Linked DNA regions of Homo sapiens: all the other regions are linked to region 3. Evidence: chromatin contacts called from ENCODE Hi-C or POLR2A ChIA-PET data. All regions are on one chromosome and are shown on one strand. Each heading gives the region's core, a stretch centred on a gene start or an enhancer-like site at or near the end of the contact. The rest is flanking DNA. Distances are from core to core; before and after follow the strand shown. Region 1 holds the start of RELL2 (RELT like 2). Region 2 holds the start of RBM27 (RNA binding motif protein 27). Region 3 overlaps KCTD16 (potassium channel tetramerization domain containing 16).

The links. A loop is a pair of places that touch in the nucleus more often than their neighbours do. ChIA-PET counts read pairs that join two places held with the same protein, here RNA polymerase II (POLR2A). Pooled maps may share reads with other maps.
Region 1: a map with no recorded cell type shows a loop between it and region 3 (7-fold over the local background). The contact joins the promoter of RELL2 here to the enhancer-like site in region 3. A Hi-C loop is called at or near these places in 1 of 37 single-sample maps with no recorded cell type and 4 of 50 pooled maps. POLR2A ChIA-PET finds 5 or more read pairs at or near these places in 1 of 52 experiments (activated CD8-positive, alpha-beta memory T cell).
Region 2: a map of naive thymus-derived CD4-positive, alpha-beta T cell shows a loop between it and region 3 (5-fold over the local background). The contact joins the promoter of RBM27 here to the enhancer-like site in region 3. A Hi-C loop is called at or near these places in 1 of 168 maps with a recorded cell type or tissue (naive thymus-derived CD4-positive, alpha-beta T cell), 1 of 37 single-sample maps with no recorded cell type and 11 of 50 pooled maps. POLR2A ChIA-PET finds 5 or more read pairs at or near these places in 1 of 52 experiments (BJ).

The regions. Positions count from the first base shown.
Region 1 is chr5:141,635,369-141,638,636 of GRCh38, forward strand. RELL2 (RELT like 2) reads left to right here and starts at 1,629. Exons shown (of 7, transcript NM_173828.5): 1 at 1,629-3,041. The coding sequence starts at 2,858. HDAC3 (histone deacetylase 3) reads right to left here and starts at 1,481. Exons shown (of 15, transcript NM_003883.4): 1 at 1,368-1,481; 2 at 1,180-1,262. The coding sequence starts at 1,422. RefSeq lists silencers at 954-1,248, 1,258-1,307, 1,368-1,657 and enhancers at 2,168-2,217, 2,918-3,037.
Region 2 is chr5:146,202,263-146,205,524 of GRCh38, forward strand. RBM27 (RNA binding motif protein 27) reads left to right here and starts at 1,343. Exons shown (of 21, transcript NM_018989.2): 1 at 1,343-1,562. The coding sequence starts at 1,504. It overlaps RBM27-POU4F3 (RBM27-POU4F3 readthrough), which reads left to right and starts at 1,343. Exons shown (of 20, transcript NM_001414499.1): 1 at 1,343-1,562. The coding sequence starts at 1,504. RefSeq lists enhancers at 779-928, 1,399-1,558.
Region 3 is chr5:144,190,742-144,193,840 of GRCh38, forward strand. All of the region lies in intron 2 of KCTD16 (potassium channel tetramerization domain containing 16), which reads left to right. Among named protein-coding and RNA genes, the nearest start is that of KCTD16, 21 kb to the left of the region's middle. Within about 2 kb of position 1,455, at least 3 of the 41 ENCODE cell types and tissues checked have a DNase peak (open chromatin) inside an H3K27ac peak, as active enhancers do.

The DNA.
Region 1 (3,268 bases), core at 379-2,878, 2.6 Mb before region 3:
TTGGAAGGTCAGGGGGATGTGTCACACCTCTTTGAAAACTGCACAAGAAAGAGCTTTTCTTCTCCCAGAAAATGCACACAGGTACATACAGGCAAACAATCTCAAGGGATATAGATTCCTGCACTAACATCACCTCAGTCTTTTCTATGACCAGTCCATTTGTCTGTGCCTTGGCACAAGCAATGAACATTCATTCATATTGTTCACTAGTTTCCCTAGCAACACATAAAGCCTGGGTTTAGCTGTTTTGTCTTATTTTTTCTTTTGAGACAAGGTCCTCCCTGTCAACTCAGGCTGCTGATCATAGATCACTGTAACTTTAAACTCCTGGGCCCAAGCCATCCTCTCGCCTCGGCCTCCCAAGTAGTTGGGACTACAGGCACACCCACCGCACATGGCTACTTTTTTTATTTTTATTTTTTGTAGATGTGGGTCCCACTGTGGCCCAAGCTGGTCTCCAACTCCTGGCCTCAAGCGATCCCCCCCATTTCAACCTCCCAAAGTGCTGGGATTACAGGCATGGGCCACCACGCCTGGCGTGGCTTAACTGTTACTATCCCATATCACAGCCATAAATTCCAAGCTGGGAAGACAGCATGTGTATGTCTGGTAGATGAAAAACTGGATAGCGATTAAGCAGAACCATGTAGAGGTATTCCAGGCTGAAAAAGGAATATCTAAAATATCGCCTCTGTTCCACACGCACATACACATTTACAAAGACGGCAGCATCGTTCCACCCTGGAGCCCTAGCTCCTTGGAGGTAAAGAAAGGTGGTAAAAGAGGAGTGGGAACTGAGGGTAAACCTCACACCCTGATACAGTGATATCCGCTCCCCTAACCCTAATTCCTGAGGCCAAGGCCCTATCCACACTCTAAAATGCAGAGGAGGAACACACCTTCTGTCTTCAAACCAGCCCCACATCACGCTAACCCTAGGCCAAGGGCTAGTGTGCCTACAGTCAGAGGGTGGCCGACCTGAGGTGAGAAAGTACTTTCCATTAAGCAGAGGACGCCACCCCCAACACCCTGCACTTTCAAGGTACTCCTGGTGACTTCTATCCAGCTCCCCGATACTCTAGGGGCGGGTCGCACTTCATGCACTCAGTCCAGCCCACCTATCCCTACGGCCACAGCTCGCCCCACCCCCCAACCCCCGGCCGAGGCGGCGGAACTCACGATCATCTTCTTATAGAGACCGTAATGCAGGACCAGGCTATGGGTCAATGCCAGGCGATGGGGCTTCATAGGGTGTCCAGCTCCTGGGGGTGGGGAGAAGAGAGTTCGTCAGCTCTCACCCCTGGAGTTGCAACCCCGCCTCAAAACCTCCGTGTCCCAACCCCTCATGCATATCCCTGTTTCCTCACCGTAGTGGAAGTTGCCCACGTCGGGGTCGTAGAAATAGGCCACGGTCTTGGCCATGGTGCCGGCGGGAGCAGGCCCCGCACCTCCGCCGCCCGCCGCCCGCGGCCGCCGCCAGCCCCTCCCCGGCCGTGCGTGCTGCGCAAGCACGTAGCCGGCCTCTGCGGAACTGGGCGTTGCGGCCCCGCCTCCATCCACACCCAGGCCACGCCCCCAGGGGAGCTCCGCCCCTCGCCCGGCTCAGCTCTCCCGGTATCTGGGGCTTTGAGCGTCCCGGGTTGGGCAGGGAACTGGCAGCATAGCTCCTAGGATGCGAGGGCCATTTGTCTCCGGCCGGGGGTCAGATCCTCGGGAAGCCGAGCCATCCCATCCAGCCGCTTGCCCCAAACCGGGCGCAGGCCGTGGTCACTTCTCTAGGAAGCTCCGAAGATCCCGCCACTCCGTCCCTCAAAGGTGCGGAAAGCCGGCTTCCCCCAGCCCTCGGAGAAGATTCCTGACTCTCCGCTCGGTCGGGGCATCTGAGGGCAGGAGCTGCGCCAGGCGTACCGGATAGACCAGTGGACAACACCCACGCCGGACCGCCTGTCCCCTACCCGGACCCAGACTCGGCGCCGCACATTGCCCCGGGGGGGCCCGGCGCAGTCACGCGCGCGCAGAGCTCACGCTCTCCGCCCCGCACACCTGCGCTCCGCCCCCTGGTCCTGGGCCCGCGACGGGTGAAGGCATTTGGGAAGCCAGGGCGGCTGCGGAGGCGATCTCCCTGACCCAGGGCCGGAGTTGCCCGGAGCCTGCCACCGCTCTCAGCCAGCCCGCATCCTTCTCTGTTCTTCCCTCCCCCCGCCTGCCACGGCGCGGGTATCCGCAGCCACAGCCCGGGGCCGGTGAGGCGGCGAAGGGGGAGGGGAGGAATCAAGGGATGAGCGCCGGAAGGGCGTCGGGGGCCCTGAGCCGCACTAGGACGCCCCTGGAGCCGGAACCCCAGCAGAAGCCGGAACCAGAACCAAATCACCGGTACCGGGTCGGCCAGGTGGTCAGGGTGGGAGAAACCAAAAAGGGAGAGGGGTGCGGGAGTACTGAGAGGAAGGGGCTGCAGAGGCCTGGCTCAGGCCGGCGTGGAGGAGGTGCGGGCGCTGACTCAGGCAGGATTTCTGCTCCCGCCGCCTAAGAATGCCGTCCCATCTCGTGCTGCAGTGTCCTTGGGAGGGACAGAAGCGCGAACAAGCTGGAAAGGGGAACGCTCGGGGCGTCGGGGAAGCGGGACCAGGGTCGTGGTAGAGAGCTTGCGTTGCCGCTGACCTCTTGCCGAAAGGCGAAACAGCACTCCTGGCCCGGACAGCTCCCTGGTTGGGTAGGGGGTGGGGCCGGACCTCAGCCGGACGTCTTAGACGTGCTTGTTTCAGATCCTGAGGACGGCATTCCTACCCCTCCCCCATTCCCAGCTGCAGCCCCCTAAACCCAGGAGGCGCCCTGGCCCGCGCTCGCCCCCCAGGGCCTCATGTCGGAACCACAGCCTGACCTGGAACCGCCCCAACATGGGCTATATATGCTCTTCCTGCTTGTGCTGGTCTTCTTCCTCATGGGCCTGGTAGGCTTCATGATCTGCCACGTGCTCAAGAAGAAGGGCTACCGCTGCCGCACGTCGAGGGGCTCTGAGCCTGACGATGCCCAGCTTCAGCCCCGTGAGTGAGGAGCCTGGAACCCTGGCTCAGTCACCTTTCACCCTTCTCCCCACACCTCTGCCTCCCTGACCAACAGACCCAGGCCAAATCCTGATCAAACCTGCTCAGGAAGCCTAGTGATGCACTCTTGAGTTAGCAAGTGGGGTGACACCACTCTGAAAGCAAAACTAGAGAAAGCAGCATGGGCAGGAACGGTCCTCTGGATGGTAGTCTTGGGCTTGCATTGG
Region 2 (3,262 bases), core at 93-2,592, 2.0 Mb after region 3:
GAAAAAAATGAAAAGATAATATTTCATGGTATGTGAAAATTATATAAATTTAAAATTTTATATAATTTTAATAAATGTTTGTAATACAGCCACAATCATTCCATTTACATATTGTCCCTGGTTAATTTTAAGCCAAGACATTGTATGACGAGTAGTTGCCATAGATACCTCAAGGCTCACAAAACCAAAATATTTAGTATCTGATCCTTTGCAGAAGTTTGCCTATACCTGTTCTATGTATATATAGGATGTCTGTTTATTTGAGGTTGATCCATTTCTTTTATATGAGGTGCGTGCTCATTAGGTATTTTTCAAAATGTTATTACAATGCATAACCCCATAAACTGTTCATCATCTTAAGAGGAGAAGCTCTGTTTTGCTCAGCATTGGACTCCTAGTGCCTTACTCAGTGCTGGCAATTGCAGGGACTCAGTATATGTTATTGGGTAAACATTTTAACATCAGTGCTAAATCAGTGATTTCAAAACTCCAGAAAGAATTTCTCACCTACTAGAAAGTAAGTTGACTATTTCAGTAGTTTCTAATTTGTCTTAAAAATTTTTTTGTAATCCTTCTTTGCTGATTAAAATTCTCCCTTCCCGTCCCCCAACCACTGAATTTTAGATATACAATGAAAAGATAATTAAAAACAAACTATTGGAGTCATTTTTCTTCCTAAATAAAGCAACATTTATTAATAGTACTAGCAAAATTGAAATGGCCTCAGCCTTTTACATCCGTGCGCCACGTTTTAAAAATGACGATTACTGGATTCCAAGGCATGGTTGTCAGAAACATTCTGCGTAATTAAAGCAGAGCAGCAGAAAATACAAACGTGAGTGCCAATCAACATGAGTGTGTAAAGAAAAAAAGTAAAATTTTGCATTCTGTGCAATGTGTCGAACGTGAACGTATTGCACGTTGTGTTGCAGATTTACTACAGCTGAGTCATTTCGGGACACGAGTGTGTGTTTCCAAGAAAAACGAGAGGAAGGAACCAGGCTGAGGGGCTCGCCGGGTTCCCCCAGGCACTCCCAGCAGCAGACACCGGTATTCCGCGGCGGGCGGCGGCGTGGTCAAAAAAAGGCGCCGCTGCCCCTTTAAGAGGCAAAGCACCTTTTCCAAGATACCATCTTGCACCAGGAGTTCACTTAAGCTCTCCACCTACCTTGCTATATCTCTCCTCCCTGACTGGGTACCGCCTGCCGGCGGGGCGAGCGAGCCTTTTCATTGGTCTTGCCCTCAGGGCCCCCTCTCTCTTACTGGTTCTCAGGCCTGCCACTCGGCACTGTCTCCCGCCCACCTCAGCCTTCGGGCTAGGTTGAGTGAGGGCTCTTGGGTTAGTTCCTGTTAGGCCCCGGCCGGGGGAGTAGGTTGAAGTCTCCTAAGATGCCCGGTGGGCTGGGGCACCGGGAGCTGTGAAGGGAACGTGAGGGGGCGGCGTAGTGGAGACCCACGGCAGGCCTGAAGAAGAGCGGCGGCCGAGCCCGCCTTCCCTGCACCATGCTCATAGAGGATGTGGATGCCCTCAAGTCCTGGCTGGCCAAGTTACTGGAGCCGATGTGAGTGAGCCGGGCTGGGCCGGGGCCGGCGAACGTGGGCGTTGGGGGCTCGCGGGGGCGTGGGGGAGGGGAGGTGGCGTGGGGGGCGGCGCTGAGGGGCCGCGGCCGGGAGGTCCCGGCGACGCCTTCCCTGTAGTACTATCACCATTGTGGTGGGGGTGAGGGTGGGAGAGGAGCGCTGGGGACGGAGAGGCGCCGTGAATATGGGGACTGGGGGGGCAGGCAAGGACAGCGAAGGCTTTTCAAACGCAAATATCGGGGTGCTGGAAGGGGTAGCAGGGGCCGTGAGGGAATTTAAAACATTGCTGTTTGAGAACTGAGAGAGAGGTAACGGGGCTCTTGAGGGATTTTTAAAATGTGAATATTGAGATGTCGAAGGGAATAGCAGAATATCAAGGGTTTGATAAACATTATTATTCCGGGACTGAAAGGTCTAGAAGCAAAATATCGAGGGCATTTTCGAAATATGAGGGCAGAAGCGGATAGCAGGGACATTGAAACTGTATAGCGATTATTGGTAAGTTCTGAGGGATCAAGAATATTGAAGGATTTGAAAAATACTATGGAGTAGATGAAAAGGATGTGTGGGCATTGAAGGGTTTTAGAAATTATTGGGGAGGTGATAAGTGTGATAGCAAGGATATTAAGGGATTTTAAAGTATTATTGAGGGCTTGATAGTGCTAGGGGAACTGATGACTTTTAGATACATAGAGGTTGGAAAAAAGAGGTTTCTGTAAGTTTAGTTGAAGGTTGAAAGGGCTACACTGGTATGCAGCATTAATTGGTGGAGGAGTATACCTAACAGTATGTAGGGATTTTTAGATACAGGTGGTGTTGGAGGAATAAAAGGAGCGGTAGAAAGAATAAGAGATTTGTAAGTATTCTTGTGCCATTGAGAGGACAGTTTTGTAAATGTTTTTGTAAGATTGAGAGGACACCTGAAGATAATTGGGGTGTAGTATGAGGGACCGAAAAGAATGAGAGACCTGTCTTTTAAAAATATTTTGGGTGGTGTTAGTAGAAATGTTATTGGGAGGCTTGAAAGAGGTAACAGATGTATCAACATTTTGTTTTATAACCTTTTTTTTTTGAAACAATGTCTCGCTGTGTCTCCCAGGCTGGAGTGCAGTGGCTGGATTTCGGCTCACTGCAACCTCCGCCTCCCGGGTTCAAGCGATTCTCCTGCCTCAGCCTCCCGAGTAGCTGGAACTACCGGCGCGCGCCACCACGCCCAGCTAATTTTTGTATTTTTAGTAGAGATGGGGTTTCGCCTTGTTGGCGAGGCTGGTCTCGAACTCCTGACTTCAGGTGATCCGCTCGCCTTGGCCTCCCAAAGTGCTGGGATTACAGGCGTGCGCCACTGGACCCGGCCATGTTTGATAACCATTTTAAAGGGTAGAGTTGTGGAGTGCTTATTTGGGGGAATGGGGTATGGCTAGTTACTGGAAGGGAAAGAATCATGTTTTGCCTCCTCCTTGCTTCTGCTTTATTATTCTCTTATTGAAGGTTAGAGCTTTCTGCTTGAAAGAAAGGGGTAGAAGAAGAGATGGGCAGGCTTTGATTCATTAGGTCAGATTGCATTAGTGGAAAATTTGAGTGTTTTTCGGAGGTGAAAATAGGGAGTAGTTTGGGAGGTGTGGAGGCATGGTAAAGGAACTTCTGGGGGACAGTGTCAAGCTACTTCCCTGTTGATCTCTTT
Region 3 (3,099 bases), core at 205-2,704:
TATTTATTATCATCTGACATTCTATATGCTTATTCATTTATTGTCTAGAATGTGAGCTCTATGAAGGCAGGAGCTTCAGCTCTTTTGTGTTCATTGTGGAATCCCCATTGCCTATGGCAATGCCTAGCATGTGGAACATACTAAACAAACATTTACTGAATGAATGAGTGAATGGGCACTCACAGACACACACACACCACAACACACATAAAACATTCTCATTCTCTGCTGAAGGTGAGCCTCACTGATTGTCGTTAATGTGCGACATTCAATGTACACCATTCTTCACTTTGCCAAATGGGTAATAGAGCAGCTTTTATCTTTATTTCCCTTTCTTTCATGGCTGGGGGATAGAGGGAAAATATTTTTTAATACTGTTGTAAAAACGGAAATTCTTATTGCTTTAATGTCAAAGCCACACCTGTCAGTGGGGACATTGAATGGGAATCATTGGTGGAAGTCCTCCCTGATAAGTGAGCAAAGGGATGCTGGGGAGAGGGTAGATGAGTTCTGAGTTACTCTGTAGAAGTGGTGGTCGTTGAGAAACTTGTTTCTGTCATTTCTGCTCAAAAACTCACAATGACTACTTAGTGTTTACAGAATTAAGTTCAAACTCCTCCACTGTTCTTTCACTGGTGCCTTTTGCTCCAGCCAAACTGGATAATTGACTGTTCTTTTCCCAACTGCTGCTCCCCTCCATATACCCCCTGACACACTTACACACATATTTTTTCAACCACTTTTCCCTTCTACATAGAACCTTTAGCTTCTGTTTTCTAGGTTCCACCTGTCCTTCAAAGTGCAATAGCAACTCTGTCTAGTCATGATATTTCCTCTCATTCCTCTCATCCTCCCTCCCTAAGCCCTGAAGACAGCTGGCTGAGTTATCCTTCCTCAGATTTCTTTAAGAAATCTCACCTCCTCTTTGGGGGTGTTTACCAGCTTTTGCCTCCACTTATCTCTCTCTAGACTTGTCTGCTAAATTATCTCAACAGCCGAGACAGTTCCCTGTTTTTCTATGCATCTCAGGCTAACAGTGAGTGTTTGCGGCAGTGCTTCTGCATGGAGCTGCGTATTTCCATTTTTTTTTTTTTCAGCAGTACAAATAAACTTTAGGCCTTTTCTGATAACATGTTAAATATAAAGTATTTTTCTTATATGGTCAATACAAGTGAATTTCTTTCACCATTCATGCTGTAAAAGGCAGAATAATTAATAATGAAGGTAAATGTAGAGACAGGCTTGCATTTCTTGAGGCTACAGTGAGAAGGGATCAGTTTCTTATAGGGCTTGGCAGGGTATGTCAAGTTGGTGGACCAAAGGGGGCATCTCATTGCTGACTTTGGGAGCTTAAGACTTCACAAGTGGAAAGAAATTAGTAATTGAAATTGGGACTCAGTTGAGGATGCTGGGTAAGTGAACAGTGTTACTCAGGGTGACTTTCAGTTTCTCTTCTTCAAGGTTTCAGGTTGATGCAAGAGACTGTGATAACACTGCCCCCTTCTGTTACTCTAGATTGTTAATCCTGATGACGTCTCAAGTCGGCTTTGATGATCTTGACATGAATTTTTGATTTCTAAGAAATGCTTACTTAAGGCAGAAGAGAAAGGAAATCATATGTTCAATGTGATACACGATTTCATTCTATCAAGTTCTGCCTTTTTATAGTTTGCTTAATCATTACATTTTGTCATGAGGTTTCACTTAATTGCATTATAATGGGAGATTTTAGACCAGGGAACGAATAAAGCGAAGGATTGTAACAAAATCAATTAATTCATCTATTTATTTGTGTTCTAAGGGGTTACATGATTTCTTCTAGTTCCTAGAGCTTTCCTATTTCTTCCCTTGGAAGTTAAAGCAAGCCACTGGTTGAGGCACTGTGGCTTTTTCATTTATGACAGAACCTTTCAGATTTTAAGAGCAGTTGAAGAGCTGTGAATGCTGGTCCTTCACATATCAAAAACCAGCACCACTTTCTATGAATATCACTATTTTTGAAATGATTTATCTCAGAACTTTTGAATGTCTCTGTAACCATTTTTTTCCCTTTCCTTATCAGCCCATTTGTATGGAACTCTAAAGAAGGTGAGGCCAGATAGCAGAGAGCTTTGAATATACACCAAGGACTTTGGAGTTTATTCTATGAGCAGTGGTGAGCCAATTAAGATATCTGGGCAAATAATGGCATCTTTAGAAAGAGGACACTGTTAGCTTTGTGTCAAATGAACTGAGATGTAAAAACTTGAAAGGAGGAAGAACATTAACAGGTCCATATAGAAATACCACCACCTGTACCCCCAAAATCCTTGCTAGCTTTTCCTCATGTATTCTACTTCACTCTGGTCTGAGACATCATCATATATCACTAAATCCCTGTAAATTCTCCCCACTGATCTCCCTACAACTAATTTTGTTTCCCTGACAATCTGTTATCCCCATATCAGCCAAAGTCACCTTTTAAAAAGTAAGCAAACCAGAACATGTCACTTCTAACTTTAAATTCCCAATGACTTCCCATAACACATAGAATGAAATCTGTGGTTTGGTCCCTGCCTACTTCTCAGACCTGCACTCTCACCCTTGCTCATTGGGATCCAACTTGCTGGCTTTCTTGGTTCCTTGAACAAGCCGAGCTTAGTTTCACCTCAGACAGCTGAGCCTTTGCTGTTTCCATTCCACCTGCCTAGAGCACACTGTTCCCAGCATTTCACATAGCTGGCTCCCCTCCCCAGAGTCTCAGCCTGCAGTATCAATCCTCTTCTCCTTGCCCCAAACAAGATTTTTTAAATATTACCTATTCTATTTTATTCATAGCTCATTTCACTATATGAAATGATCTTGCTCATTTATTTGTTTATTTGTTTATGATCTGTGTGTCTGGCCTATAATGGAAGTTCCATGATGGCAAAGAGCTGGTCTACTTTATTCATTTCTGGATCCCCAACACATAGAGCTTATAGCTTAGTGTTGTGCCTGGCTCATGGCTCCATAATTATTTCTTAGTCAAATTTGGGTAAAAGGCAAAGAACAAAGGTACGACAAATGGAAGCGAAGAGAAGAGATATCTGAAAGAAGTATAGTAGAGAAAGTGGGTAG